Regions from separate parts of the Mus musculus genome. Here region 1 is linked to region 2. A link is a loop called in an ENCODE intact Hi-C map of the cell type or tissue named here. Cell type or tissue: left cerebral cortex. All regions are shown on one strand. Links, peaks and the distances in the headings refer to the core of each region. The heading gives the core; the rest is flanking DNA. Region 1 overlaps Tcp11l1 (t-complex 11 like 1). Region 2 holds the start of Depdc7 (DEP domain containing 7).

What was found. Peaks named below come from ENCODE experiments on the same cell type or tissue, not always from the same donor. Only the 100,000 strongest peaks of a DNase experiment are listed, where the experiment ranks them.
Region 1: a loop joins it to region 2, with 2.5 times the contacts of the local background. A loop is called at or near these places in 28 of 42 quality-filtered maps.

Annotation. Positions count from the first base shown.
Region 1 is chr2:104,677,286-104,693,200 of GRCm38, reverse strand. It overlaps Tcp11l1 (t-complex 11 like 1), which reads left to right. Exons shown (of 10, transcript NM_177190.5): 6 at 2,571-2,707; 7 at 4,627-4,823; 8 at 7,657-7,838; 9 at 8,935-9,107; 10 at 11,243-13,221. The coding sequence ends at 11,445. Among named protein-coding and RNA genes, the nearest start is that of Gm6306, 25 kb to the left of the region's middle. In left cerebral cortex, for the core only: a CTCF peak has its summit at 7,608 (motif pointing left); DNase peaks (open chromatin) are centred at 4,260, 5,727 and 7,615.
Region 2 is chr2:104,736,807-104,752,721 of GRCm38, reverse strand. It overlaps Depdc7 (DEP domain containing 7), which reads left to right and starts at 9,865. Exons shown (of 9, transcript NM_144804.2): 1 at 9,865-10,040. The coding sequence starts at 9,968. In left cerebral cortex, for the core only: no CTCF peak of the experiment used is centred there; DNase peaks (open chromatin) are centred at 6,193 and 9,864; H3K4me3 peaks cover 1,263 bases.

The DNA.
Region 1 (15,915 bases), core at 3,250-11,249, 58 kb after region 2:
GTCATGGTGTAGGAGACAGGGTGGAAGGCAATCTCAGTAGCAGGTTGGGGCTTGTCCTTTGGGAACAGAATGTGAGCTAGCAGTTATGCCACTGAACCAGAGCACAAAGTAACGCTTAAAACAGAAACTGGGATGAGAGGGAGGAAGAAAGGAGGAAGTTAGGTTTGGCTTGGTTTTGTTTGGAACAAACAAAAGTCTCTGTGCACTTCTGGCTGTTCTGGAATGTCACTTGTAGACCATACTGGTCTGGGACTTACAGAGATCCTCCTGCCTCTGTCTTCACAGTGCTGGGATTATATGTATGAGCCCCCTCACGTAGCCTGTTTTTATTCTTTGCTTAGAAAATGAATTGACCTATGTAAGCATGAACATGAAAGAGCTTCAGTGTCTGTCGAGATCTCTGTCCTTCCTCAGGCTGCCTGTCAGGAGGGCTGGCCTAGAGCCAAGGAACAAATTCTAGGCTGGAAAGGCAGTGGCAAGATTAGGATGTTTAAAAAGCACCTTAAAATTTTGTACTCTTTCAAGCCATTAGTTAAGAGTTTGTGTTCCAAATTTGTTGTACTTTTTAGAAGTGATTTTATTTTTGTTGTCTGTCTGTCTGTCTGCCTGTCTGTCTGTGTATGCCCATGAGAGTGCTGATGCCAGAGGAGGCCAGAGAGCTACCCAACATAGGTGCTGGGAACTGAACTGAGGTCTCGCCTTTGATGTTCTAGCTTGTGTCAAATTGACATAAAACTAGCCAGCACAACTGACCCCTTGCCAACTTGACACACAAACATAACGCTTTTCATTTAGAACCTTTTCTTTATCATTTAGCTCCAAGATGGCACAGTAATATTAATATCACAATATAAATCATAAATAACTTTAAAAGTCCCATGGTCTTTATAAATTCAATCACACTAAAAGTTCAGTCTCTTTAAAATATTCAGTCTCTAAAATCCCAAAATCTCTTTCAAAAACTCAGTCTCTCAACTGTTGGCTTTTATAAAAATAGTAATTAAATTAAATATTTTATTTCAAGAAGGAAGAGCCAGGGCATAGTCACAAACAGATCGAAGCAAAACCAAACTACAACTGTGTAAATCTCTCAATGTCCAGTGTCTGGGATTCACTCCTGATATTTTGGGCTCCTCCAAAGAGCCTGGGACATCTGCCCTATGCAATACACAGAGCATGTCTTCTAGGTTCAGGCTTCCACTCCACATGGCTGCTGCTATTCTTGGAGGTTGTTCCATGGTATTGGCATCTCCAAAATGCTGGGGTCCTCTGCAACTAGGATGTACTTTAACCAATAGCCTCTCCTGGGTTCTCATCATGGTGCAAAGCCTCAACTTTCCTCATGACTCCTTCAATGCTGGGGCTTCTTCTGCTGTTGTGGCTCCACCTTTACCAATGGCCTCTCCTGGCTTCTCAAGGTGCCAAGCCTCAGTTGCTTTCCCTGATCCCTTCATACCTTCAAAATGAGGTCAACCTGGCGACTCTTACACAGTCCCAAATTCAGCTGCTAGTATGAGGGACAGTGTTGGCCACCTCTGGAACACAGCTTCTGTATACTGACTGTTGAAACACTTCCAGAAGATTTCACCTTAGTGAGGCTGGTTTCTTAATCACTACAAATTGCTTAGCTTCAGCAAGCCAGCATCAGTTGTCCCAGTAATGCAAAGGTTTTACTGAAGTGTTTCTGGTCTCTTGTAAATCACAGCTGACTCTTCACCCCTAGCTAACCTAAGAACCACAGATTGTCAACCCGAAATAGCAAACAGCCTTGATAGTGTCTTTAAGTGACTCTCCAACTTCCCTCTGGAACTTCACATGCCGGGCCTGCATCATCTGCACTGCTCTCAACAGATTCCAAGGTTCCACAGAAAATCTCACTGAGCTTTTCTAGCCCAAAGTTCCAAAGTCCTTCCACAATCCTCTCCAAACAACATCGTCAGGTCTGTCACAGCGATGACCCATGATTCTAGTACCACTTTGTCTTAGGGTTCCTATTGCTGTGGTGAGACACCATGACCAAAAACAACTTGGGGGAAATAGGGTTTTTGTTTTTGTTTTTTAAAGATTTATTTATTGTTATATGTAAGTACATTGTAGCTATCTTCAGACACACCAGAAGAGGGCATCAGGTCCCATTACTGGTGGTTGTGAGCCACCATGTGGTTTTTGGGAATTGAACTCAGGACCTTCAGAAGAGCAGCCAATGCTCTTACCCTCTGAGCCATCTCGCCAGCCTGCAAAGAGTTCTTTTATTCACAGTTCCATAGTTCATTATCAAAAGCAGCGAGGGCAGGAACCTAGAAAGAGGAACTGATACAGAGGCTGAGCATCCTAGCCAGCACAGGTCCTCTGGAAGAGCAGGAAGTGCTTTTAACCGCTGAGCCATCTCTCCAGTCCCCTAAATTCATTTTCTTAATCCATTTTTTTCTCATGATTTCCCAGATTTCTTTTGCTGCCCCTTCTAAGATGAAACACGTATCTTGTTTCCTTTAAAGTATTATGACTTTAAAAGTATTTTCCTTTAAAGGCATCATGACTGCCTGCTTCTAAACATTTTCTCTCTTTTTCAGGGCAATATTTTCTGTGTTGGACCTAATGAAAGTTGACATGGCCAACTTCGCCATCAGTAGCATTAGGCCGCACCTCATGCAGCAGTCAGTCGAGTATGAGAGGAGGAAGTTTCAGGAAGTGCTGGAGAGGCAGCCGAGTGAGTAGCTCTGTTGGCATTTTTCATCAGTCAGCTTTTGTCTTGTACACGTTTCATAAAAGCCAGTGACTGTTTGGAGCCCAGGGCGAGAATGGATGGAGGTAGTGTGCTTTGAGGAAGGAAAAGCCCGGGATGCTGTTAATCATCAAAAACAAAATAACGAGGAGTAAACTCAGCTGACAAGAGCTATGTGGGTAGGACCTGAGAGTAAAAATGGAAAAAATGAAAATTACTAGATTAAATTTTTTGTTTTCCCAAAGGAAAACATCAGTTTCAGCTAAATTATATTTCAGGTCTTGATTTTTGTCCTTGATGACAAATCTCTGTTAATTAGCTTTTCTCCTGCTGATCGGAACGGCAGGGAGTGTCACTTTGCCTCTTTCCTTATTCATAACTCAGAATTCACAACCAGGAAAGGGCAGCTTTCACAGCTTGGTGGTGGTGTATGGTTAGTGGGGTTTTTTGTTTGTTTGGTTGGTTGGTTGGTTGTTTTTTTGTGTTTGTTTCTGTGTCAGGGTCTCAAAATACTTACAGCTCTGGGTAGAGTGCACATTGCCTTTCCCGTGGCAGGATTAAGGCTTGCACCACCATACCCAGCTTTTGTTTTGTTTTTGAGACCAGGTCTTGTTCTGCAGCCCAGGTGGCCTGGTGTTCATTGTGAAATCCAGGCTGGCCTTAAACTATGACAGTCTTTCTGTCTTTGCTTCCCCAAGTGCTGGGAAGAAAATTTCATTTTTACAAGCCTCGCGTGACTTCAGGTAAACAACTGACTGAGTCTAGTATAGCTGTGTTTGTAGGCTGCTTCCAGGTGCCATGCGGTGGTGCATTTCAGGTAGCATAGCTTTGCTGATGAGATGGGAATGGCAGTCTGAATAGATCTTGTTGCCTGACCAGGTTGGTTAACTCAGTGGCCATGGAAGGAAGTTAATTCCTGCAGCCTTATATGGAAGCTTGGGGCTGGGAGGAATGGAAAGAGGGGAGAGTAGAAGTAGTGGGCGAAGATTGGCTGACACATTTCAGTTTGTCTGGGGTCACGGTCTTCTAGGCTAAAGAGCGTGGCAGAGTCAGGTGCCAGAAGCTCAGCTGCCCTGAAAGAATCGTTGCTGCGTAGGAGCCTACCTAGAGACATCACAGTCACTTGTCCACCTCTCCAAGGTTTCCAAAGCCTGAATGCCACAGAGAAAGCCTGTCTCTAGAAGGCTGTATATCAGCAGTCAGGACCAAATTGAGAACTTTGTGAGGAGAACAGAGGTGCAGCACCAGGGAGGAGCTGACAGTGGCTGAAACCCCAGCTCCTGCTTGGTTTGAAGGAGCTTCCACCAGGGCTGCACCTCTCTCAAGGAGCACTTTCTACTCAGAATGTGGAGGACACTGGTGTTCTGATAGGTACCTATGTGTTACTAAGGAAAGCAGAGGGGACATAAAGGCCACTGAAAGCCATCTGAGGGCCCCGTTGACATGCTCCCACTGCGTGAGTCACACCAGAAACAAGGCTAGCCCTCGGTGTAAATGCTTTGCTAAACAAAGGGACTCCAGCTGGTGTCTTGTCCTGTTTGTCTGTGAGCCAGAACTTTTAGCATCCCTCCGAGCTGCAGTCAATCTGGTCTTCCAGCCACCTCGAATGTGCTCACTACTAGAGAAAAGAGTAGGTAGGAAGGAAGCAGGCCAGGCCAGGCCAGGTTCTCGCAATGTCAGCCGTGAGGCAGGTGTCATGCATTTCTTTATGACAGGAATCTTCTGTTGAGATTTGTCTGAGGTCACGAAGCTATCGAAAAGCAATATGGTGATTTGGATTCAGTCTGTGGGTTTCAAAGTTCATTCTCTACCTTGAATTTCACTGGAGAAACTCTCTTCATTAAGGTAATTCCAAGAAGTGTCCCTGCAAATGTCAGGGTGATGAGTGTAGCCCTGTTTTCCAGACTCCCTGGACTTTGCCACACAGTGGCTGGAAGAGGCCACAAATGACCTTTTGAGTCAGAAGTACAAACATGCCCTGCCAGCTGGGGGAGGCGCTGCTGGCTCTGGGGATGCCCCACTCCTGACCCCTGTTTCTGTCCAGAATTTCGCCTACCTGAAGCTTCTGAAATGGGACCACTTCCAGAGACCTTTCCCTGAGGTAGGTGCTGTGGGCACCTTAGCCATTCACACGCTGTCTCAAGGGGCACAGTTGGTTTTTTGTTGTTGTTTTTTTTAAAGACTCTTATTGTTCTAGCACATATGTGTACATTCTACATATGAGAAAATATGCAATGTGGTCCTTCTTTTCCATTCCCACATCATTCTCTCTTGTTCTCCTCCCTTTGTGTTTTTGAGACAGGGGTTTTCCATGTACCCTTGGCTGTCCTGGAGCTTGCTATGCATTCCTGGGTAGTCTTGAACTTGTGGAGATCTGCCTGTCCTTTCCTCCTTAGCATGTGTCACTCCGTGCTTTCTGGTATATTTTCAGACTTATACAGTCCCCCTGGCAGCATCGTTAGCCAGCGGACTTTTCTCCTCCTTTCAGTTCTGCTTTCCATATTTGTCTGTTCTGGATAGTTCTTATTGTTTGTTGTTTGTTTGTTTTTTAAGATTATTTAATGTATATGAGTACACTGTTTTTATTCAATTTGTCATGATTTTTTTTTTAAAGAAAAGATGTGTATGGGTGTTGCACATCCTTAATTTCTGAGTTCAAGGCCAACCTGGTCTACAAAGTGAGTTCTGGAGATAGTTCAGACAGAGAAATCCTGTCTCGAAAAAACAAAAACAAAAAACCAAAAATAAATAAATAAATAAATAAATAAATAAATAAAATAAAAAACCATAAAAACAAACAAACAAGCAAACAAAAAACCCTGGTTTTGTTTCACAGCTTGCTCTCCAGAAACTTCTGCCACTCCCACGGTGAGCATTATCCTAAGCAGGTCTAGCTGCAGGAACCATTCAAGAGGATGACTAATGAGGGGTTCCCCACTTCTCTGGCAGAAACTAAGCTGGTGTGTGGCTTCCTCTGTCTTCTTTGAGAGCACTTGTTCCTTTTTTCAGCTTCAGACCTGCAGCTTCTGTAAACGTCTCTGTCATGGCCCCTGTGTTTCCTTTCAAGAGCTGTAAGCTTCCCTTCTTGCCTGAGTTCCCTGTTGGTACTAAAGGGGACCTAAAGGTGGTGTTGGCTTGTTAGAAATTGTGACACTGGGTAGTGGCATGAGATCTTCTGGAGGGAAGTTCTCGACCTGACACTTCTCTTACAATGGGAAGATGGTGGTTTTTACTGGGACTGCATGTCTGTTATTGGCAGTCTTCTGCATCCTGAAGTCAAGTCTTGCCACGCTAACTGATATCATGCCTTTGTGAGCAGTGAGATAAATGGAAGCTGTTAATGAAGAAACCTCAGTCTTCAGGGAGGTTTAACCTCCTAAGGAGTCCGGGCTCTGACTCCGTTATCTGGTTATTGTTTTCAACACTATAGCCCATTCCCAAACTCTTGTTGATCCTCCTGCCTCAACATTTCAGGATTACAACATAGACCACATCCCTGTTATCTTCTTACAGCAAAGCAGGTTCATTCATTCTGTCTGTCTGTCTGTCTTTCTTCTCTCGCTCTTCTTTTTTCTTTTAGTTTTATTTATTTTATGTATGTGAGTACACTGTCACTCTCTTCAGACACACCAGAAGAGGGCATCAGATCCCATTATATTTGTGAGCCACCATGTAGTTGCTGGGAATTGAATTCAGGACCTCTGGAAGAATAGTTGGTATTTTTAACTGTTAAGCCATCTCTCCAGACCCCAGCAAAGAGGTTCTTAGAGCTTGTCTGATTAACCTGTGAAAACTCAGATCTGGGCCAGGCATTGTAGTGCACACTTATAACCCCAGTGCTCTGAAGGCAGAGGCAGGTGGATTTCTTTGAGTTTGCCGCCAGCCTAGTCTACAGAGTGAGTTCCAGGACAGCCACAGCGATGTGGTGAGATCCAGCCCCCAAGCCTACCCACCCCCCAAAGAAAACAACCAAAAACCTCTGAACTGAATCAACACCTTTTTGACCTTGCTGCTTTTCCCTCATCTCCTCTGGTAGCTAGGGATAGTCAGGTAGGGTGGGACCTGGGTCCTTTAACACTAGTGTCTCTGTAGGGAAGGCCTGGGTCCTTTAACACTAGTGTCTCTGTAGGGAAGGCTTGGGTTCTTTAACATGAGACGAAGTCCACTTTCAGGTGGCTTTTATGTGGTTATGAGTTCTGCTCAATTTGTCATTTCTGACTGTTCTCTTTATTTACATACCTGAGTTGGTTATTGTTTTTGTTTGTTCTGAGACAGCCTCACTTTGTATCTCAGGCTGGCTTTAGACTCATAGCAATCCTCCTGTCTCAGCTTTCTGAGTGTATTTGTGGGTGGGTGGAGGGGTGCCCACCTTGGAGCTCTTGGAGTTCTTGGGGCTCCTTTGTGCTATGGATATGAGGATGAATAGCCGTAGGCTCTGCTTCAAGATTCTCCCATCTATCAGCATAGGTGATTTCCTGATTTGTGGGGGATAAAAATGGGGTCACCTCAGGACTTGGATGTTTCCCTTTCAAGTCTGGGACAGTTAGTTCTGGACACATAGGAAGGCATTGGGCACCCTAGCTTCATCTTCTTTCCCTTCCCTTCCTGCTACTGTACCTCCCCTCCTACTGATGGAGTAGTGGCTTTCAGCTGCTCCCCTGCTGGGGGTTTCTTCATCTTTCAAGGCGCTGTAAAAAGGGCTGTCCCTTTTTGTATAGTCTCAGACAGTAAAGGCACTTGCCTGAGGTCATAGTCCTGTGAAGGGTTGGGTTTATCGCCAGACCTGCCTGAGCTAACATGTGGTGCTCTTCTAGCTCTGAAAGGCATGCAGGACATCTGAAAGGGTACCACAGAGCAGGCGGAGGTGCGGCTCTGCTGCCCTCTGCTGGCCATCTTGAATTTCTGCTCAGCAGTGCCGCGTGTGTTCATTGCAGACAGTTTTGATGGACCAGTCTCGTTTCCAAGAGCTCCAGCTCCAGCTGGAGCAGCTGGCCGTCCTGGGAGCCGTGCTGCTGGTCACGTTCAGTACCGCTGCACCGGGAATTTCTGGGCATGCCGACTTTGCCGAGAAGCTCAAGATGATGGTGAAGACTCTGCTAACGGACATGCATCTGCCGTAAGTGGCTGGGACCCTAGAGTGGATGGACTTGTAGTGTACAGTGGGAGTTTCCCAGTGTGAGGCCACTAGGAGATTAGAGAAGACTTTGCCTACCTGAAGTTTATTTATGGCTATCATGTTCAAGCTACAGGGAACTGTGGATTTTACAAGGCTCTAGGGCTGTGGTTTTCAAATGTCTGAAAGGCTCAGAGCCCACAATGAGCAACGTGGCTGTGACCAGAACATTCTAACACAGATAGACTGAAGTAGACACCTCCCGAGGTAGAACTTGTCCTATGTTTAACCTGTTTTCTAACTTAATCTTATTTACTAACCAGTCACCCCACTGACTTGCACCTACTGAGTTGTTCAACTAGCAGTAAATACCATGACCTTAGAGAATCCAGTGGAACGTAGACCTTGGCCCCAGGACAGTCAGTTGCTCTAGCGCCTGAAAGGAAAAACAGAAATCCACAGCTAGCCTTAGCTGTCTTCTGTCTCAAAAAACCAAACCAACCAAAACAGCTGCAGAGGTTGGGGATATGCCTCAGCTGGCAATGTGCTTACTATATATGAGCCTGGGGCTTGATCTCCAGCATGGTTAAAAAAAAAAAAATCAAGATACAGAAGAGCATTTGATGAATAGGGCTTCCCTGTCCTGTCCCACGGCTACCCAGTTTCTGGTTCCTGTGTTTCCTCTGTTGGTTGTTAGAAGCCAGCTCTGATTCACTGATGGCATGAGCTTTGTGCTTTGAAGCTTGGGATGTAGCTCTGTTGGGAGAGTGCATGCCTACTGCATGTGCCTAACATGCTCAGAGCACTGTAAAACCCGACATCGTAGCTCACAGGTCTAATCTTGGGAAATAGAGGCAGGAGCATCTGAAGTTGACAGTTTTCCTCCGCTGTAAAGTACAAGTTCTAGACCAGCCTGGGTTCTATGAGACCCCGCCCACAGCAGAGAGCAACCACTTTGGTATGATTAAAAAGGATCACAGCCTAGGAGATGAGGGAGCAGGGAAGGGAGCCACAGGTCCCACACGCTGTCATCCTTGTCACGACAGGGCCAGGGTTGCATCCCTTGGTCTCCTGCTCCTCTTTCCCCTCTCTGTTCTAGTTCCTTCCATCTGGAGGACGCCCTGGCTTCCATTGGCGAGAAGGTGTGCCTGGAGGTGAGCAGCTGCCTCTCCCTGTGTGGCTCCTCCCCATTCTCCGTTGCTAAGGAGACCGTGCTCAAGGGCCAGATTCAGGCCCTCGCCAGTCCCGAGGACCCCATTCGCAGGATCATGGGTACGTTGAAGGGACATTCTCTTGGAGGGTGTCTTATTTACTTCCTATTGCTGTAGTGAAATACGATGACCAAAAGCAACTTGGGGGGGGGGGATTTGTTTCATCTTAGAGTTGTCAGGTCATACTCTGTCACTGAGGAATTCGAGGCAGGAGCTGGAGCAGAAGAAGCCACGGAGGAATGCTGCTTATTGGCTTGCTCTCCATGGCTTGCTCAGCCGGCTTTCTTATATAGCCCAAGTCACCTTCCAGGGTGACACCACTCAAGTTAGCTGGGATGTCCTATCTCAATAATTAACACACCTTTAATCCCAGCACCTGGGAAGCAGAGGCAGGAGGCCCCACAACAGCCAAGACTCTACAGAGAAACCCTCCCTCGGAAAAGAAAAAGAAAGAAAAGAAAGAAGAGCAAATATCCCACAAACCTGTCTCCATCTGACACAGGCATTTTCTCAATTGAGGTTCCTCTTCCAAGATGACTTTAGCTTGTGTAAGCAACAGTAAAGATGCAGTGATTAGAACAGAGGGCTGGAGGGCAGGCCCTCAAAGGAAAACAGAGCTAGGCATGCAGTACAATCTAACCAGCAGTCAGGAGAGAGAAGCAAGCGGATCTCTGTGAGTTTGAGGCCAGCCTGGTCTACATAGTAAGTTCCAGGCAAGCCTGAGACCTATAGTGAAACCTTGCCTTAAACCAGCCAGTGACCACAGCAGCAATAGACTCCCAGAGGGTTTGATGGAGTGCGAGTGGGTTTTGAGGGCTGCTGGGTTAGGAGAGTGTGGTGAGGCTGCCCAGAAGGACAGGCAAGGACCAGAACCCATCCTTATCTCAAAGGCTCTGCCTCTAGTGTCACAGGCCTTAACTCAGATCCTTGTTACTATGTCATTTTATATAAAATGAATACTGTGGATTTTTTAAAAATTAAGACAGTTTTTCGAAGCCTGCCTTACCCAGCCCTGCATTAGCCACAGCTCAGCCTGGGGTCGCTGAGGAGGAGGAAGCGGCTTCTTTGAATCAGAGATTTCTATCTCCCAGGGAAGGCCTTTGAGCGCCCGAAGCCTCCGTGTTTGTCCCATTGTCTTGTTTTGGTTTTTGAGACAGGGTTTCAGTGTGTAGCCCTACCTGTCCTGGAACTCTGTAGACCAGGCTGGCCTCGAACTCAGAGATCTGACCTGCCTCTGCCTCCTGAGTGTGCGGCCCCACTGTCTGGCTTTGTCGTAGTTACAGACAGCAGTCCTAGGTGGGAATGACACAGAACTCTGATCCTGGGGAGTTTCCAGCTCTAGGAACTTCAGGAGAACCAGATCCCTTAGGAATGGAGACGTGTAGGACTCAGCTGTCAGAGTGTTTGTGTTGTGGGTTCTTTTGTTTGTACTTGAGAGAGGCAAAGCTGAAAGGTATCAACCAGAATTGTTCCTCTTAAGTCGAACAAGACCACAGATGACTTCTGTGGTCTCCCATTGTGAACATCAAAGAAGGAAGCCTGTGTTCAGTCATGACAGACAGTAGAAGTTAGCGGGACAAGGTTCATCTTCCTTCCATCCCTCCTTTTTTCCCCTTCTCTTCCCTTCTAATATTTTAAGTTCTGGAAATTAAATCCAGGGTCATTCACTCCACCACAGAGCTGTATATTTAACCCTCTTTACTTTTTTGAACATTTTCTTTCTAAGATTTTATGTATTTATTGAGACGAGGGCTCTATGTAGGTCTGGCTGGTCTTGAACTCATGGAGATCCATCTATCTCTGCTGGGATGAAAGGCATGTATTGTGTATGTGTGTGTGTGTGTGTGTGTCTGTAGTCCAGTGTTCTTAAGGCTGAGCCGTGTCTCCAGCCCCGCCCCCACATTTGAACTTGTTCTTGCTTTTATTTTCTTTCTCTGTGCATGTGTGCCCTGTGGCAGTGGCCAGTGTGGCCTCAGTGGCATGATCCTCTTTAGAGCAGAGCATGCTGCCGCAGACTCCTTGTGTGCACGTATGTGTTCTTCCCCTCAGAAGTGCAAAGTTGTACCGATCTGATCTGGGGGGTGACGAGGAAAGACTTCCCCGAGAAAGAGATGACTCCCTTAACTGAAACCTAACCAGACATGAATAAAGTCACCCTGAAGAGACAACCCTGATTACTCTTCCCTTTCGCCACAGAGTCCCGCATTTTCACCTTCTTGGAGACATACCTTGCCTCTGGTCATCAGAAGCCCCTGCCTACTGTGCCTGGGGGATTGGGTCCCATTCAGAAAGAGCTGGAAGAAGTTGCTGTGAAATTTGTGCGCCTGGTCAACTATAACAAGATGGTGTTCTGTCCCTACTACGATGCAATCCTTAGTAAGCTCCTCCTCCGCTCCTGAGGCGCGCAGCTGCCACAGCAGCTCTCATCTCCTGAGACCCCGCTCGCTCGCCCTCGCAGTGCTGTGCCGGGCTTCGGAGAATGGCGGCCTACGGTACATTCCTGATTAATAGCGCTGATTCCACGGGACTGAAGGATGCACTGGATTCTGTTTTGAGGACCGTATGTATGAGTGCAAGTTTACAAACCTAAGGAGCTTTGGTTCTCTTGAGTAGGAGCTCAGAGCCTTCAACAGTTGGCTGCCTCTGTCTCAGCCTCTGCCTCCTCAGATTGGAGGAGCCGCTTCTCCCAAGAAACCCGAGACAGTTGTCTCTCAAAAGTCATTCTTTCTCAGATGCTCTGTGCCCGCATCATAAGCCAAGATTTGTCCTCTTGTCCCGTTTACAGCCTCCCTCGCACTACTCTTCCTGTGGGTGCTTTATGGCAGGGCTGTCTATAGCCTTACAGGGTCCTAACCGGCTCCTGCCCACTCTACCCATTGATTGCTTCCTGGGTCTGGCCTAACAGTGTTCCAGAGCCCTTTAGTCTACAGCAGAGTTACTTAATAATTTATCTTCTATTATTACTGAAACAGCATCTCTATATATACTCCCCTGGCTGGTATGGAACTTGCTTATGTAAAACAGGCTGTCCCAGACTTCCAATCCTCCTGCCTCTGCCTTACAAACGCTAGGGTTACAGGCCTCTGCCACCATACCCAATGGATAGAACTTGATTTTTAAAAGCTTGTTTTGTCAACTTGTATGTAGTACAGTGGCCAGTGATCGCCTAGCCTGCACGAGGCCCCGGGGTTGATCTCCCGCATCTAAACAACAAAGGATGTACACACACACACACACACACACACACACCTGTATTAAGAAGCCATAAGCCCCTGGAGCTTCCGTTTTAAAAGGTAGAAGAATTGTTTGTGCCCAGGAGCTCAGGAGCAGCTTAGGAACCAGAGATTCCAACTTAAACTCAGGTGTGGTGGTGCACACCTTTAGTCCCAGTACTTGGAAGGCAGAGGGAGGTGAATCTCTGAGTTCTAGACCAGTTTGGTCAATAGAAGGAGGAGTTCCAGGCCAGCTAGGGATACACAGAGAAACCCCGTCTCACAAAACGAAATAGAAACGCTGTTCTTTCTACAGCAGTATTCCTGAGCCTTGACTGTGGCAGTTAAAGCTGATGAAGCCAGGCACGGGGACATGCCATAGCTGGTCTTTGCTACTTTGTGGGTTCTTCTATTTCCCACCCTTTATCCTCCCCTCCGCTTCTCCCCCTAACACTAGAGAGGAGAAAAATAAGGATTGGGCGGGCCCCTAAATTTAATCTTTCTTTTGTTTTCTTTTGACTGTGGCTACTAACAGACCACAACCGTTCTCCATCTTCCTTTAATGACCAGCAGCCACCCACCCTGCCTCTTGGTGCCCCAGTGTTTATATACCTTCTGAAAAGTTCCCAGAATTCCAAACACCACGGTTATAGACTTAACTTTCGTGAGATAACTTTCCAATTCTTAGAAACTGGGTTTAAACCTTTTGAAGTGGCCATTCTGAGTGCCAGGATTTTTATGAAATGATAGTTTTATTAGCTCCTGTGTCCACCAAACCTTCTATTTCAATATCATTTAATTGCCATTTTAATTTTGGCTTCTGATCATTAACAGCTGTTTGCCAGAACATATATTTTCCAGGACTTCCAAACCCTCCTGTTCATTGTACTGGAATAGTCTTTGATGTAGGGAAACTAACAGCAGAGCGTCCTGTCACCTGTGTTAAATTGTATCTCTTTTCACATAGGCTGGAATTTTAACTTCTATTTTGAAATCTGATCTATAATTCCTGGATGCACAATGAATCTTTGGGAGGTCAAACCTCGCCTTTGCAAGACCCTCTCTACCGTTCCTGATGGCAAAGGACCGTAAACTCCAGTAGTTGCTATGTAACACTTGAGTTTTTCAGGAGAGTGAGAGGTTTGCCTGTGGCCTTTTCTAGAGCAGCACTGCCTACAGTACTGCTTAGTGAACATCTAATGCCTAGTGGAGGTTTCTTTGCTCAGCATGCTGCCCCTTAGCTGAGATGGCTTGTCATTTCTGCTGCCAGACCCCAAAGGCCCTTTCCCAACTGTAAGAATATTCCCACCTTGGATATCTCTTTTGGATCTGCATTTCTGAACCCTGTGGCAGCTTTTGCCACCTTGCTTATACACCCTGGGACGTGTAGGCCTTCTTTCTGCTTGAGATTTAAGAAAACCATTGCCCCTAGAAACTGCTCGCTCTGCTTCCCAGTGCAAAGTACTGTATTTCTCAAAGTTAATGGACTGGCCATTATGAGATCTGAGGCTTTTGGTTTGGTCACAGTCTCTGCAAATGACCGTATTTACCACAGTTGAAGCACAGGGCATTTTGATTATTGGAGACCACTAGCTAGAGCTTGACCTATCAACATGCTGTACATTAGAACCAATATGGGTCATATCCCTTATCAGTTCATCCTCAGGCACTGCCCATGTCTTTAATGGTCTACTGTAGCTTTTGTTTATTTTTGCTACTTTGTGTGGGATCTGTGTGGGTTCTTTCTCCAAACGGTATCTTCTCTGGCTAGGAGCAGCTTCTCCGACTCACCCTCCTCTCCAGCCCTACTCAGTCTTCTCTCTTCTGCATCACCTGTCTTCTGTGATCTTTCTCTTTCCCTCTACTCCCATTCTCTCTCTCCAATCCTACTCCTGTCTCCTGGACTCCTTCCCAGCCTTTGCTGGCTTTTTATATCCTCTTCTGTTCCCAGAAGTACAGGAGGACACCAACACTAACAGCCAAGCAGTTCTAACAGGTAAGCATTCCCAGAGAGCAGTTGACTAGCGGGGGATCCTTTAAAGGGCCAGGCACACAAAAGAAATCATATTATTTCCCCTCTTTGTTTTAGCTACTAATTATGCAGTTTTGAAGCTGTTTCTCCATTCTTTCCAATGTCTTTCCCAGGGTTCTCAGGTATCTGATGTGATCTTTCTGTTGATTCCTCAGGAGCATACGCACAACTGAGTGAGGTAAAAACCTAACAGCGATGCTTCTCTTTCCTGTAATGTGGATACCGCTTCTTGAACATTTTATGCTCCTGGACTATCTCATCTTCTAGCATCTTGTGTTCTGGAGTCCCTCACTGAAGTCTCTAAACCTCTGCCCTTGTTCTATGAGCTTTTGGCTTGCAGCCCCAACTTGGGCATGCAAGATGCAGTATTCAGTATGGTCTGTCTTAAGTCCTGCTCATAGGCCTGCTGCTGCTCTGCCCTGTGGTTGGCTCTGCATTGCAGGAGGCCAGAGTCCTGCTCATAGGCCTGTCAGTGGTTGGGAGCTGAGTGTTTCTTGCCCAGGCTTCTCTGGCTGGCAGGGGAAGGCAGTGACTTGTCAGGCTCTCCTTCTTTGCTCTTTTTAGGGTCAGTGGCCAAGGTTTTCAGAAGACCTCTCCTCAATTCACAGCTTTTCATTTCCTGTGGAAATATAAACAAATTTGTGTCTCCAATGCAAACCCTTCACTGACTTCCTTCCATTCTGATTTTACTACATCCTTAGAGTGTATAGGCTGACTTAATGCCACAGTTTTTTTTCTATAACTCAGTGTCTCTCAGCTGCTATTATTCCTTTCTTACTTTCAGAAAATGTAAAGTTAACAGAGCACTGTTTAATCCATCCCTGAGTCTTTATTCTTCCTCTTAGTTTTATAAGCATTTCTTTTAAAGTACAATTAAATCTTTCTACAACTGCTTGTTCTGTAGAATTTTGTGGTAGACCTGTAAAGTACTTTATATTATAATGTGTAAAGAATTGCTTCGTCTTACTGGAAACATATGTGGGGTATTGTTTGTCTTAATTCCTCCAGGTATCCCCACAATAGCCATTCCTTCCAGTGTATGTGTAATTGCAGAATCAGCTCTTTCAGAACTCAAAGCAGCTGTCCATTGAAACCCTGTGTATGATATGGTATGATGTGATGTACAAACTTTAGTTTTCTTTTCTTTTTTAAAGATCTATTTATTATTATACATAAGTACACTGTAGCTGACTTTAGACGTACCAGAAGAGGGTGTCAGATCTCAGTATGGGTGGTTGTGAGTCACCATATGGTTGCTGGGATTTGAACTCTAAGCAAGACTTCAAAAAGCAAGTTCACAGTGGAACTACTTACTCTTTGTTCACGTCCTCCTGTACTTTGTGCACACACTGAAATCTGACCATATCCCTAGATCACAAGATCCAGGAACTCAGACCTAGGCTAGAATGAAATGCCTTCTTTGATCATTAACTTGTCCCAAGCCTGTTCTTTTCTCCCAATTATGTGCTTGTAATTCATGAAAGCTCCTATTCCAACCCATGCAGCCCTCACGATCCTACAAGGGAAGGGGCACATTCTACTCTTAGTTCTAAGTTATTATATCTTTTTGGCAAAACAACTTAAACCATTTCCTTAAATTTTCTATCAACTATTCAACTTCTTAA
Region 2 (15,915 bases), core at 5,189-13,188:
TGCATGTGTGTATGTGTGCTTTCTGCCTGGTACCCAAGGATGCTCTGGATCCCCCAAAACTGGAGTTAGAGTTGTAAGCTGACATGTATGTAGGTACTGAGGACTGACACTGAAGCAGCCTGTGATCTTAACCACTGAGCCATCTCTGTACCCCTACATCTTATGTTTTTAAAGTAGCATACAAGGGTGTGTGTGTGTGTGTGTGTGTGTGTGTAATCTGAACTTATTCATCCCCTTAACCCTCTGCTCTTCCTCATCTCCTACCGCTCCTTCACTAGTCCTCTTTTCAAATACTCTTGCCTTGTGTTTCACATCACACAAATTCCATCACCCTTCCCTGCCCTCTTTAAAGATCTCTTCCCTCATCCCATTCATGACCACATATGCACACACACAAACTCCTCATGAGAACGCAATATCTTGCTTAATATGTCCTCCAGTTCTATCCACATATTACAGGCCTGAGAGTCCATTTGGAAAGATGGCCTCTAAAGAGGTGATTAAGATGACATAAGGAGCTGGGCAGTGGTGGTGCACGCCTTTAATCCCAGCACTTGGGAGGCAGGGGCAGGCGAATTTCTGAGTTCGAGGCCAACCTGGTCTACAAAGTGAGTTCCAGGACAGCCAGGGCTACACAGAGAAACCCTGTCTCGAAAAAAAACCAAAAAACAAAAAAAAAAAAAACAAAAAAAGATGACATAAGAGAGGATACCAAATCCCATAGTAATGGTAGTAGCTTTGTTCTTGTTTCATACCATCCATGTATGCCAGGCTAGCCTCGAGCTCACAGAGTCACCTCGCTGCTAGAATTAAAGTTGCATGCTGCCACACCCACCAAGGAGAAACAGCAAAGGTGTATAAAGGCAGCCTTCTGCAAACTGTGGAGAGGCAGGAGAAACCACACCAGCCAATGCTTCAAACCTGTGCTTCCAGCCTTCAGAACTGCTGGGGAGATGTAAACAAGTGTGTTCACTGAAGAAAGAGTATGATGACAAACCAAAGTGTGGTTCCATGCAAGTCCAGCTTTGTTAGCAGAGTTGATCTGGCTTGTTACAGGAGCATTGAAAGACCCTAATCAGCCACTCCACCCCAGTATGAATGACAGCTGCTTTTATATATCTCTGTGTGTGTGCGCGCGCGCACACGCGAATATAAATGCATATGAGGATCCCCTGGAGCTAGAGTTACAGGCAGTTCTGAGCTACCTGATATGGGTGCTGGGAACTGAACTTGGGTCCTCTTCAAGAACAATATGGCCTCTTAGCCACTGAGCCTTTTTCTCCAGCACGCGCAGGTGATAGCTTCTTGAAGGTTGCTGATTTGAATGTGAATATCTCCCTCCCTTTTTATTATTTATTTATTTATTAATTTATTTATTTTGAGATCAGGTAGGCTACGCTGCTCTGAATCTTATTATGTAGACCAGATTACCCTCAAATTTGGCATTTGAGCCTCTCAAGTGCTGAGACTACAAGTGTAATGAGCCTCCTAGCCTGCCTCTGAAAGTTTCTTCTTGTATTTGTATGCCATCCCAGTTTTCTTCAATGTGGGCTTTTTTATTTGGTTGGGTTTTGTTTTTGAGTCAAGGTTTCTATGTACCTTTGACTGTTATTGCATCTCTGTAGACCAGGCTGGCCTCAAAGTCACAGATCTGCCTGTCTCTGCTTCCTGCGTGCAGGGATTAAAGGTGTGTGCTAGCAGCACTGCTCTTCCTCCCAACTTTCTTGTAGTTGCTATTTGCATGGTGCATTTTTTGTGCTTTTAGTTTCAATAAACTCATGCATTTATTGGTGCTGTGATTTGAACCCCCAGGACCTTGTGCATTGCAAGCATGTATCACTTGCTTATACTCCTACCAAATATATTTATTTTTATGGATATTTTTCCTCCATGTATGTCTGTGCACCATAGACATCTAGTGCCTATAGAGGCCAGAAGAGGGTGCCAAATCCCTTGAAACGAGACTTACAAACTGTGTGAGCCACCTCACAAGTGCTTGGACTAGAACCTAGTCCTCCGCAAGGACAGCAGGTGATCAGCTCGAGTTTGGCATTTCTATTCTTTTATTTATTTGTTTACTTTTTGTTTGTTGAGATAGTCTCCCTGCAGACCAGACTGGACCTGAACTCATGCTATCAATCCTTCTTCCTCAGGTTCTTCCATGATGGGATTACAACTGTGTTTCACCAAGTCTAACTACGTAAATATTTATTTTTTTCTTTGTGTTTTCAGACAGGCTCTCGCTACATAGCTCTGACTATCCTGGTACTCATTATGTAGATCAGGCTGGCCTTGAACCAACAGAGATCTGTCTCTTTCTGCCTCCCGAGTGCTGAGATTAAAGGCACCTGCCACCATACTTGGCTAGTAAATATTTTCTTTTCTTTTTAATTTTTAAAAAATTTTATGTAAATGATACCAGATCCCATTACTGATGGCTGTGAGCCACCATGTGGTTGCTAGGAATTGAACTCGGGACCTCTGGAAGAACAGTCACTGCTGAGCCACCTATCCAGCTCAGTAAATATTTTCTTTTCCTTTCCCTTTCTTTCTTTCTTTCTTTCTTTCTTTCTTTCTTTCTTTCTTTCTTTCTTTCTTTCTTTCTTCCTTTCTTCCTTTCTTCCTTTCTTTCTTTTGTTTTGTTTTTGTTTTTTCGAGACAGGGTTTCTCTGTATAGCCCTGGCTGTTCTGGAACTCACTCTGTAGTCCAGACTGGCCTCGAACTCATAGATCCACCTGCCTCTGCCTCCTAAGTGCTGGGATCAGAGGCGTGCACCACCACGCCTGCCCAGTAAATATTTTCTAATATAGCCTTTAAATTCTTTATTTTCACTATAATTTTTGTTTTGGTCAGTTGCTATAGAATTTACTACATATAATCTTACCAGAGCCTGCTTTGGACTTATGAGCCTATTTACATATGGAAATATCACCTCAGATAGCTCTAGTCCCTTTCTGCCTTTTTTGTTGTAATGTGATACGTACTGCCTCCCCTAATGTGAGGATCCTAACAGTGCAGTCCTGTGGTTATTGGTTTATCATTTGGAGTTAGTTCCTTAGCACAGTAAAGCTTTGCTTCTACATAACTCTACACATATCATATAATTGCTTTTTTAAATCATCCTAATAGCCAGGCAGTGGAGGTGCATGCCTTTAATCCCAGCACTCGAGAGGCAGAGGCAGGTGAATATCTGAGTTCGAGGCCAGCATGGTCTACAAAGTGAGTTCCAGGACAGCCAGGGCTACACAGAGAAACTCTGTCTCAAAACAAACAAACAAAAAACAAAACAACAAAACCAAAAATTGAGCAGGAGTTAAGAGTTTATCCTGCTGTTTGCAGAAGGTCTGAGTTTAGTACTCGTGTCAAGAGGCTCACAATGGCTGTAACTCCAGCTCCAAGGGATGAAAGGACTCTAGTGTCCACAGACACCCACATACATGAACAAACACCATCCCCTCCCACACTCACGAAAGTGTATACACACACACACACACACACACACACACAGAGAGGCACTTAAAAACCATACAAATAAAAAGATGTTAGAATAGCAACAACACTCACTTAAAGACCACCTGTGGCCTGACTCCTTTCCCAGGTAGGGAAGGAGATTCCACTAGGAATCTCACAAGACTGCCTGCCTGCCTTTCAACTGAAGCTCTCCAGTCCAGCTCTGCTGGAGAAGCAGAGGCTGTGCTTCTCTGTGTCCTCACACCTGTGTGACCAACTCCCCTAGTCAATGGCGTGTTGTTCTATCATCTTGATCAGTGACACCCAGAGTCAGTTTTCCTACAAACTAAGCAAATCAAGGTTCATTTAAGGGAAGTTTTTGAAGTCAATGTTTGACCTTTGTTCCAACCCCGGGGAGGCCTCTTCCCAGGGTTCTGTTCTAGACACTGCCTAGCTAACTGGCTGTATCCTGAATCTCCTCCGTCAGTTAGTTGCCTCTTGCCCCAACACCACGGTTCTCTTCTTGTGTCTTCAGGCTCAATTCTCTCCACTATTGTTGCATGAAAGTCGGTTCCTTTCAAAAAGGTTAGAAATTATCTCCCTCCTCCCCAACCTCAACTGAGACAGGATTTCCCTGTAGAGTCCTGGCTGCCCTAGAACTTACTTTGTAGACCAAACTGGCCTTGAACTCAGAGAGCTGCCTGGCTCTGCCTCCTTAGTGCTGGGTTTGTAGGAGTGAGCCACCACTGTCCAGCTGGTTAGGTATATTTCTTATCATTTATTAAGTATATGTGGGAGTGTTTGTGTGTGATTGTATGCAAATATAGATACAGGTGCCCTAGAAAGTCTAAGGTATCAGATCTCCTGGACCTGGAGTTAGGAGTTGTGGGTTGTCATTGTGCTAGACACTGAACTCAGGTTGTCTGGGAAAGTAGTAGGTACTCATAACTGCTGCTGAGTTAAACAGTTGTTTCAAAAGATGATTTTGATCTGGGCAGTGGTGGCACACACCTTTAATCCCAGCACTTGGAGGGGGCAGGCAGATCTCCGATTTTGAGGCCAGCCTGGTCTACAGAGTGAGTTCCAGGGCAGCCAGGGATACACAGAGAAACCTTTTCACAAACAAATAAAACTGGGGCTGAAGAGATGGCTCAGATATTAAGAGCACTGACTGCTCTTCTGAAGGTCCTGAGTTCAAATCCCAGCAACCACATGGTGGCTCACAACCATCCATAATGAAAGGTCTTCTGGTGTATCTAAAGACAGCTACAGTGTACTTAGATATAATAATAAATAAATTTGCTGGGCGTGGTGGTGCACGCTTTAATCCCAGCACTTGAGAGGCAGAGGCAGGCGGATTTCTGAGTTCGAGGCCAGCCTGGTCTACAGAGTGAGTTCCAGGACAGCTAGGGCTATACAGAGAAATCCTGTCTCAAAAAATAAATAAATAAATAAATAAATAAATATGAATTCAAATAAACAAACAAGACCAGTTGAAATGTACACTGATAGGTAAGTGGACAAAGAAAATATTGACACATAGATGACAAACAAACAACAAAACAAAACCCAATCAACCAACCAAAAACCAGTGTTTTCCAGACACAACAGGGCAGGTACACATATGAAATCAGTGATTGTGACAGCAGGCATCAAATCTGCCCAAACTCAAGTCAAAACAAAACAAAACAAACAAAAAACAAAAACAAAAAGAGGAAGGAAGGTGGGCACAAAGTCCCACTCCTAACTCAGGAGTTTGTTTGGGTTGGGGTTTCTTTGTTTTTCCAGGCAGGGTTTCTCTGTGTAGACTGGGCTGTCCTGAATCTCTGTAGACCAGGCTGTCTTCCTCTTCTTTAAAAAAAAAGAAAAAACTTATTTACTTATTATATGTAAGTACACTATAGCTGTCTTCAGACACCCCAGAAGAGGGGATCAGATCTCATTACAGATGGTTGTGAGCCACCATGTGGTTGCTGGGATTTGAACCCAGGACCTTTGGAAGAGCAGTCAGTGCTCTTAACCACTGAGCTATCTCTCCAACACCTTCACAACCCCCACCCCTAGCGCTCCAGGCTGTCTTCAAACTCAGAGATTTGCCTGCTGAGGGCTGGGGTTAAAGGTGTGAACCATCACAGCCAGGCTGGAGCTATTGGTTTTAGGTAACTGCTGGGAGAAGGAGAGTCAGATTTCTTTAAAGATGGGACCCCTGGTATATGAGCTGCACTCTAGGGCAAACCCTGTGCCGATACAAACTGGGCTTGATGGATTCATGAGACTGACAGAGAGCAAGTGAACCCACAAGAGTGTGCACTCAAACACATACAAGACTGGGTGGGGAGGGAGGTGGGGATGAAGTGAGAATGTGATATGATAGAATTTTTTTTTAATTTTTATTATTTCATGTGTATGGGTGTTTTGCCTGCTTGTATGTCTGTCTGAGGGTGTCAGAAACCCTGGAACTGGAGTTATAGATGCGTGTGAGCTGCCGTGTAGATACTGGGAATTGAACCCTGATCCTCTGGAAGATGAGCCAGTGCTCTTATTACTGAATCATCTCTCAGAGCCTATTTTTCTGTCTGGGGGAGAGAAAAAAAAAAAAGGGAGCTTGTCTTAGTTCGGGTTTCTATTGCTGTGATGAAACACTGACCAAAAGCAACTCGAGGAGGAAGGACTTATTTTCATCTTACCGCCCACCACCCATGAGAAAACAAGGCAGGCACCAACCAGAGCTGATGCAGGCGCTGTGAAGGTGCTGCTTACTGGCCGGCTCAACCTGCTTTTGTACAAAATCTAGAACCACCCTCCCAGAGATGGCACCACCCACAGTGGGCGGGGCCCTCCCACATCACTAATTAAGTCCTACAGGCTTACCTATGGCTGGATCTTATGAATGCCTTTGTTCAGCATCTGTAGTCCCAGCTAGTCGGGAGACTGAGGCAGGAGGATTGCTTGCGCCCAGACCCCAACACTCTCAGCAGACAGAGAGAGGCAAGCAGATCTCGGTGAGTTCATGGCTAACCTGGTCTACTTAGAAAGGTCCGCGGGGCAGCGGACCTTTTTTTAAACCTAAGTTTAAAGCAGACTTTAACCCCAGCACTTGGGAGGCAGCGGTAGGTGGATCTCTGAGTTCGAGGCCAGGCTGGTCTACAGAGTGAGTTCCAGGACAGCCATGGCTACACAGAGAAACCCTGTCTCGAAAAAAACAAAACAAAACAAAACAACCAAACAAAAAAAGGTCCTAGCCAATCAGAACAACATTGTGAGACCCTGTTTCAAATAAACAAATAAAATAAAATAAAATTAGAAAACCTTTAAATATTGGGATAGCATTGGAAATGTAAATGAGGAAAATACCTAATAAAAATATTTTTTAAAAAAACACCTTTAAATAGAAAAGGACATGATAATAAAACCTGTCTGAAGCTAGAGGTGTGGCTCAGTGGTATAGGAATTGTGAACATGTGACTCCCAGGGTTAATTGATGCCCTAGCTCTAAACCAGATGAACAAAAACTACAAAAGGCTGCCCCAAGCATCACTGTTTTACACTGCTGCAGAAAACAGGAACAGGAGATTTCTCTCTCTCTCTCTCTCTCTCTCTCTCTCTCTCTCTCTCTCTCTCTCTCTCTCACACACACACACACACACACACACACATACACACTGTGCCAGAACAGAATAGATGAATGAATCATAAACTTTCTGCTCTGTTTCCTACCTCTTGACTGGTTTGGACTTGTTCTTAGACCACTTTACATCAAGTGAAGTTCTTCCCATAGGCTAGACATGTCTTTCCCACAGCTAGAAATAGCTAATGATGAAAGTGATTTTCAAGCATTTTGTACAAGGAATAAAAACACTGTTCATGCGAAGCCCTGGTGGAATGTGCCTGTAATCCTAGCACTTGGGAGGCTAGGGACCTCAAGTTCAAGGCTAGCCTGAGTTACATGTGGAGCTAGCCTGAGCTACATGTGGGGTGAGGGAAGGTTTTGGGGGGAGACACAAGACAAACCTCCAAACAAAAACTAATGTGCAATAGTAACAGTCTGGGTGCATGATGCCAATATTTTTATAGTACAGAAAGAAAAAAGAACAGAGCAAAATAGGCCAAAGGCTGTATAGCTGTGCATTGAATTAAAAAGGAGTGGAGAAAGAAGAAACTTACTGTCTGTGACACTTGTTAGTTACAAGAGAAATTTAAGATTTTTTTGGTTGTTCCTAAACAAATTTTTTAAAATTATGAAGCTGGTGTGCTGGCATGTGTGTGTGGGGGTGTCCCCTGTGGAGAAGGGTCTTATGCATAGTAGACAATTATCCTAACAACAAACTACATACATCCCCAGCCCAAAGGTGATTTCTTTTAGAGCTTTATATTTTTACTAGAATAACCAAAGCATCCACTCCATTCCTGAGACTACACAGATGAGAGGTTCAAATATGCTCACTTGCCTGGCTGATTTTCCAGTTTGGTAGGAATTAGGATATATGTGTGCCGAAATGATTAGATTAGCTATACAAATGGGGCCTGGGTAGTGGTGGTGGTGTAGGCCTGTAATCCCAGCACTTGGGAGGCTGAGGCAGCAGCAATGTCATAAGGTTGAAGCTAGCTTGAGCTACACATATAATTAGTTACAATCCACCATAGGTTATACAGCAAAACCCTACTTCAACACAAAATATATAAGTGAATAATAATGTGTTTAATAAGCACAACAAATGGGAAAATCTGTGTAGTGAAGAAGGTGGGAAGAGGGTTAGGTCTCCCTGGGTATACTCAATGTAGATAGAAAATGCCAGTATTCTAACTAGACTAGACAAACACAGCACAAACTCTTGAAAAATGCCTCAGTCATACATAAAATGCCAAAAATGATCACTACGCAAACCTGCCTTTTTTCAAAAGATCCAATGTTAGTATTTGTCAAATTTATTTTCCAGGATGGTGAAATGTCAATGGTTATAAGAACTATGTTACTATGACCATGAAGACCCAAGTTCGGAGTCTGCAGAGGCCAGAAGAGGGCATCAGAAACCCTGGAGTTGGGGTTACAGACCAGTGGTTGTGAGCAGGCACATGGGTACTGGGAACTGAACTCTGATCCTTTGCTAGTAAAGCAAGAGCTGTACCTGCTGAATCGTCTCTCTAGCCCCCGCCCCCCAGTTAGCGTTTCTTCTAGGCCCTGCCCCATAGTTACCTGGCAACAGCCAGGTATGCCTGCCTGACTCACTGTAAAAGGGGCTGCTTGACGCCTCCTCACTCTCTTACCTACCATCTTACACTCTTCCCTCTCTGTCCCTCCCCTCCCCTCCCCTCCCCTCCCTCCCCTCCCCTCCCCTCCCCTCCCCTCTCTCTCCCTTACCCTCTTAACTCCTCCCCAAACTCTATTCTATACTATACTCCTTGTGTGACTGGTATCTCAGGGGGAACGGATACCTCAGCATGGGCCTGCAGAGGAACCATTCTACCACAACATACCACGCCTCCACCAAGCATATCCCTTCCTTCTTTTTTATAAAACACAACACCCCCCAAAAGAGGTAGAAATCTATAGAAAGGGCAACAGTTGCGAACAAATGCCTTTATTCCCACTCAGGAGATAGAGGTAGCCAGAGATTTTCGAGTTCGTGGCTAGCCTATTCTACAGAGCAAATTCTAGGACCGCCAGGGTATATAGAAAGACCCTGACTTTATTCAAAAGAAGAAGGGAGGGGACGGTCATGCATCCGTCAGCTAGGTTAATGATCTCCAACATCATTCAACCTTGCCGACTTAACCCAGCACTGGGTCCCTGGTTTCTCTACCTCAATTACCCAAGAAACTGAAGCGCTCCCAGCAGCAACCCTCTCTCCTTCCCCCTCCAGTTTGTTCTTCCATGCTCCCCTTCCCGGTGCTCACCAGACCCAGGGTTAATTTAGAATCAACACAGATTTCCTTGGCAGGAAGCCCCATGATCTTTGTTGTTGCGGTCCTCTGACCTCTAGACATTGCTCTCCTAGGCTAGATAAGGTTTTGTTTGTTCTTTAGAGGGACAGGAAGGAAAAAAACTCCAAGTATTTATTATCCTGACACACTTGGGAGCATTTATGGTCCAAATACGAATTGCTAAATGTCGGTTCAGGTAATTCTCATTAAAAGCCCAGCCAACCTGGTCCTAATACTAGCAGGTGAGAGCAGAAAGCACTGAGACCTGGAGCAATAAGACTCCGGTTGGAGCGAGGGCAGATCCTGGAGGGACACCTTGGGACTCAGCGGGTCTAGCCCCGGGCTAGTACCGACTAGCACTGGAAAAGCCATGCCTAAGTACTTTCTACCTGGACACCGCCCGCCTGGAGCTGCCTGGGGCGTTTTGGAGCGCAGAGGCTTGGAGCCAGTCTGTGAAACACGTGATCGCCAGGGGCGGAGCCCGCCGGGAGCCCCGCTCCCCGGGAGTTAACCCGAGGCTTCGGCGCGGGCGCGCAGTCTGTGGAGCAGCGGCAGCAGCGGCGGCGCGGGCACGGAGTCCAGCCCGCCGCTGACATGGCCACGGTTCGAGAGAAGGCGGCGGCGCTGAACCTGTCGGCTCTGCACAGCCCTGCACAGAGACCTCCGGGTGGGTCGGAGGGCCGCGGCAGCGTGGGGCGGGCGCGGGCTGTGGGCGGGCGGTGCGCTCCGCGGGCTGCGCGGCCGCGAGGATCCGCTTTCTCCTCCTGGGTGGGCAGCCGGCCACGGGCCACGGGCCACGGACCCCGCCGCAGCCAGAGCTCGGCGTTTTAGGAACTTTACCAAACTTCGCTCGCAGTGGGGGTTAGGCTCCACAGCCTGACTTGTGACACGCGCGGAATTTTGAATAGTTTCCTGGCCAGCGTCTGGAGAACGAACTCTTGACTGCATGGTGGGATCAGAGGTCGGTGGCTCCCAGACTCAGGAGATGAAGTAATATTGTGTAAATTTAACACTTTCGCTACAAGCAATGTTTCAGTGAAGCCCCCATCACCCCCCCCCAACCCCTGATCTGATAGTTACATGACTTTGGGAGACAAATGTATTGAATCATTGAGGGCGGGTGTAAGATCTTTGACCCGAATCCGATAATCCGTTCTAAAATTCTGACTCTTAATTCTGCAAATAAGGAGATATTTGGATTTGTTTGGATAAGGTGCCACCTTTCCCCCTTTCTGGAACTGCGGGATAGAGAGCTGGAGAAATTGGCTCTCTACCAAAGCTTTTCATTTGTAAAATGCCAACTTGCGGAAACAGTGATTCCTTCCCCTAGGTCAGAAAAGTGTATCTCAGTGGTCCCAGCTATTGTGTTTGACTGACTTTACTAATCAATGCTCCACATAATCTCCAAGATCTTAATGATGAATTTTGCTAGAGAACTGCTTTCTCGGTACAGATTATAAAAGCGGCCTATAGTCCAGCTGTAGAGGTGTAAGCCCTCAGTCCTACACTGGGGAGGCAGAGAGAGGTAAGGCCTCTGAGTTCCAAGTCAGCTCTACACAGAAAGTTCCAAACCAAACAGTTAAAAAATGAGACTGTCTCAAAAAACAAAACAAAACAAAAAAAACCCCAGCAAACAAGATCTGACCACTTACTGCTCTCACCTAACAGGCTCTGATCACTTTATCACTTGACATGGCACTGGAAATTGTTGATAGCTTTAGGCTCTCTCTGGTAAATGGGATTCCCAAATTCACCTACTTTAACTCGGAAGGTCTTTCCTAACAGCTGAAATGTCAGTTCTGGGCTCTGGACATTTGTGAACAGGTTTTTAGGTGGTGAGAGGGAATGCATTTTAAAACTGGGTAGCTAGCTGACTCACTGTGGGAAGGTTTGACCTGTGTGGCTAGCAGATTCTCACTGAAGGAAAAGACCGCTCACTTACTGTCCTCAGCATCAGGCACCCAGGGCTGAGGGGGCTGCTGAGGGGGCTGCTGAGGGGGCTGCTGTGGGCTCCAGCTGCTCTTTGCAGCTGGGATTCCGATTTGCTAATTGTTTATTTACTCCTCTTCCACCCTGCGCTGCTTTGTCACAGTCCTTCTGATGGAGGTAATGGGAGCCTGGGGGTTGGTTCCTTGCCATTCCCTGTCTGTGTGCTCTGGCAAGCAGCTTTGTACGTCCCTTTTTCCAGGGATTAGTAACTCTTTCAATGGCTATAAACACAAGCCGGAACCTGATTTATGAGGAAAAGGGGGTTTGTGCTAGTCTTCTGCCAGAACTTAAGACACCTGTCTTAATACAGACCAACAAGAAAGTGGTTGGCTATCTCGTTATCCCTTTATACTGTAACCTAAGTCTTTGAATTTGCTGGTGTCACTTTTCCAAGGAGCTCAGAATACTTCCCATATGCTTTCTCACTAATCGCGGAATTAAAGCAGGGGAGGGCGCAATGCCTACTTTTGTAGATGTTTCTCTTAGCAAATGTTAATATTGTTCTTGTCAGGAGAGACTTATACCTACAGCCAGCCTTTATGGAGGCACCTCAGAGTCAGCCTTTCTCTAGTGCCAGATAGGAAAGCAAACTTTGGACTGTCAAAGGCAATATCCAGGAAGAGATGCAGTATCTGTTTCTGTCATGTCGGAAAGTTTCCCACTTGGCCTCAGCTACCGAGCTGTGACATAACCTCAGTGACATTTACTGCTCTCACGAAGTTTCAGCTATTGCCTACTAAACATTTCTCTGAGTCATTTTTATAGATTAATTGATTTCATTTAGTACATGTGTAAGTGTTTTGCCTGCATGTATATATGTACACCATGTGTGTGCCTGGTGCCCAAGGAGAACAGAAGAATTATAGGGTCCCCTGGAGTTACCCATCATGTGGGTGCCAGGAACTGAAACTGGCCCCTCTACAGGAGCAGCAAGTGCTCTTAACCACTGAGCAGCTCTCTCCAGCCTGAGTAACGGCTTTGGAACTGCTGTCAAGAGACTGCAGAGATGATTCAGTAGTTAAGAGCACTGGCTTCTCTTCCAGAGGACTTAGGTTAGACTCTTAGCACCCCCATAAAGGGTTGCAACTTTCTGTAAGTCCAGCTCCAGGGGTTCCAACCTCCTCTTCTGGCCTTTGTAAGCACCAGGCATACATATGGTGCACAGACATACATTTTGACAAACACTTACACACATAAAATGATGGAATGAACCTGAAAAGATAAAAATAAAACTTTATACATACCTGGCAAGTGTTCTTTCACTGAACTATACCCCCAGGGTTTTTTATGTTTTGGGAAGGGTGGTGGCTTATAAGAACTATTTATGTGTATGTGGAAGTTTGTGTGCCACATGAGAGTAGATGGCTACAGAGACCAGAAGAGGGTGTCATCATTTCTGGATCTGACCAGGTGGTTGTGAGCTGCCAAATGTGGATGCTGGCACCTGGACTCAGGTCCTCTGAGCAGCAAGTGTTCTTAACTTCTGAGCCATCTCCAGTCCTCCAACTGTTTGTTCATGAATGAGGACAGGATTTTCTGCTGTGGCTCAAGCTTACGTCACATTGGACATTGCTTTACCTCAGCCTCCTGAGTGTGCTGAGACCATGTTCAGCGAACTGTAATCTGTCCCTTAAATAAAATTCTCTTAAATCCTAAATGACTTAATGGTGAGGTGTGCTTTTATTCTTAGCACTAGGGAGGCAGAGGCAGATGGATGTCTTAAAATCAAGACTGGTCAGGACTACATAGTGAGACTTTGTCTTTAAAAAAAAAAAAAAAAAAAAGAAGCCGGGCATGGTGGCGCACGCCTTTAATCCCAGCACTCGGGAGGCAGGCGGATTTCTGAGTTCGAGGCCAGCCTGGTCTACAAAGTGAGCTCCAGGACAGCCAGGGCTACACAGAGAAACCCTGTCTCGAAAAACCAAAAAAACCCCAACCCCCCCCCCCCAAAAAAAAAAGAAAGGTCCTCTGTTCTATAAGTTGTCATGTCTCCTGGGCTTCCTCTAGATACTGATAGTTTTTTCCCTGGTTTGAGCTGGACTTTGCTTATTGTTGTACACGGTTAGCCACATTAGCATGTGATTCCAACAGTAGAGTTAGGTAGTTTGCCAAAAGTTGGATTTTTTTAATGAAGGGTGGGATCCAAGAGTGAAACCCAGGACGGCGGAATTCCCGAGTCCACGCTGCTTGAGTCTGCATGCCTTAGCACACACTCCCACCCTGAACAGTATTTCATCCACCCAAGCTTTCCTAACCTAGGCACTGTGGACACTTCTCTGTTGTGGGAGCCATGCTGTGCATTGTGGGACTTTTAGCATTTCTAGATGTCAGTAGCCCCTTCCTTCCCATTGATAAATAAAACATGTCCCCTGACAGATCTGATGAGGATGTAAAATGATCCACAGCAAACCATTGGGTTAACCTTTACAAATGTTTTTCTAGTAGTTAGCAATAATCTACAAGTAACAAATGTTCATTAACCTGTGTTAAAGCAATATTGAGATGGCTCATAAAGCGGCTAAGTTATTTGAACTCTGTAACTGTACAGAAACTTGAAAACGATGTACTAACTCTATTTCTTAAAGTTTTATAGGAGAAAAATTAGTTATTTCAATGACTTTTTAAATTTTCAGTCCAAAGCTCTAGAATGAAAATAATCATTTCATGCTTGGTAACACATACCTTTAATCCCAGGACTTGAAAGGTCAAGGGATTAAAGGTAGATCTCTGTACACTAAAGACCAGGCTGGTCTACATGGGGAGTTTCAGGCCAGCCAGAGCTGCGTGGTGAGACCATTTCAAGAGCAAATGAGCGAAGTAGCATGTTTTCAGGAGTCATGTGTGCATGCTACCCCTCTGTCACAGCCTGGCTACAGAATGCATGCTGATGTACCTGTAGGCACTTGCATGGTTAGAGCGGCTTCCCCTGACTAGGCTCTCTCAGTAAGGGTGAACTGCTGTTTTCAAGGTTGATCCTGAGTGTCCCTTGTAATCTGAGTAAATGTAATGTCCTACCGTGGCTGATTTATGAGTTGGCTTTAAAGGAATTATTGGTTAGTAACTTATACATAACATCATTATGTATCATTAAAAATGGCAATGATCAGTATTTCAAATAAATGACTAAAGGTTGGAATTCTCTTGAAAATGTAACTTGCCAGGCAGTGTTGGGATTAAATCTAACACTTGGGAGGCAGAGACAGGCGGATTTCTGAGTTCAAGGCCAGCCTGATCTACAGAGTGAGTTCCGGGACAGCCAAGGCTATCCAGAGAAACCCTGTCTCGAAAACCAAAAAGAAAAAAGAAAAGAAAATGTAACTTATTGTTAATAAACTTTTTTTTTATGAAAAGTGATTTTTGCTCTTCAAACTATTGTTTTCAAGCAAATAAAAGATGTTTAGTAGAATAGGTTTAATGTATCATTTAGGAGGATATGCAACACAGGCATGGTAGTTTTTGCCTGCATTTCACGCAGGAGGTAGAGGTAATAGGGTCATGAATTCAAACTTGCTGCAGCTACAATAGCAAGTTTGAGACCAAACTGGGTCATAAGGCAGTGTCATTAAAAACAACAACAACAACCCAACAACAACAAAAACTGAACAAAAAAAAGGAGACCATAATGTTAAGAGCTCTAGGTTTAATGTGTCCCCATGTTTTCTTTCCTATAGATCCATCATTCTGTTTGATATTCAATGTGTTTGTTTCTCAGGGAAGCAAGAACAATTTCAGTCTTTAAATTCTTATAATTAGCAGTGTAGACCTGAGAACAAGCTTAACTATATTATTCAACTGCTATAGTGGTTGGTAAAAGAACCAAGATACAGAGATGAAATCTTTTGACCAGACCTACTGTAGCTTAGTTTTAGATTCTTAGATAATTTAAATTTTTAAATTAATTTTTATTTTATATGCATGGTTGTTTTACGTGCACGTAAGTCTGCATCATGTATGTGTGGAAATTGGAGTGTCGGGTCCCTCCCCTGGAATTGGATTTATAGTTGTAAGTGGCCATGTAGTTGCTACTTGCAAACCCAAGTCCTCTGGAAGAATAGTCAGTGCTCTTCACACAGTCCTGGTATTTTAGAACACCATTGACCAAATGGAAAATAGCTTCAAGATGAAGAGTTTATTTATTCTGATTTTATTGATTTGATTTTTGAGAGAGGGTCTCACTGTAGCTTTGGCTGCACTGGATTGGCCTGCCTCTTCCTCTGCCCACTGGGGGCCAGGATTAAAGATAGTCACAGCCCCTGGCTTCAAGATGTAGACTTTTCAGGAGTTGTCCAGCTTCTATGCTAGCGAGGCTGTAGGACAATCTGAAGCTTCAGCTGCGACTGCTCGCTAGCCTGAGAAACAGTCATTGTGCACTCTCTGGTTTCTTGAATTCTGTCTAGAAATTACAGAAAGTCCGTTTTATTTGGCTAGCATGCTTTTCCGGTCTTAATGGGTGATAGGATAGATCCTGCGCAGCACTGGGGGATCTGTAGTCAAACCTGGTTATCCTGGTATGAGCTTTGACATATTGACCTGTCGAGTCCTCCGTTCACTGT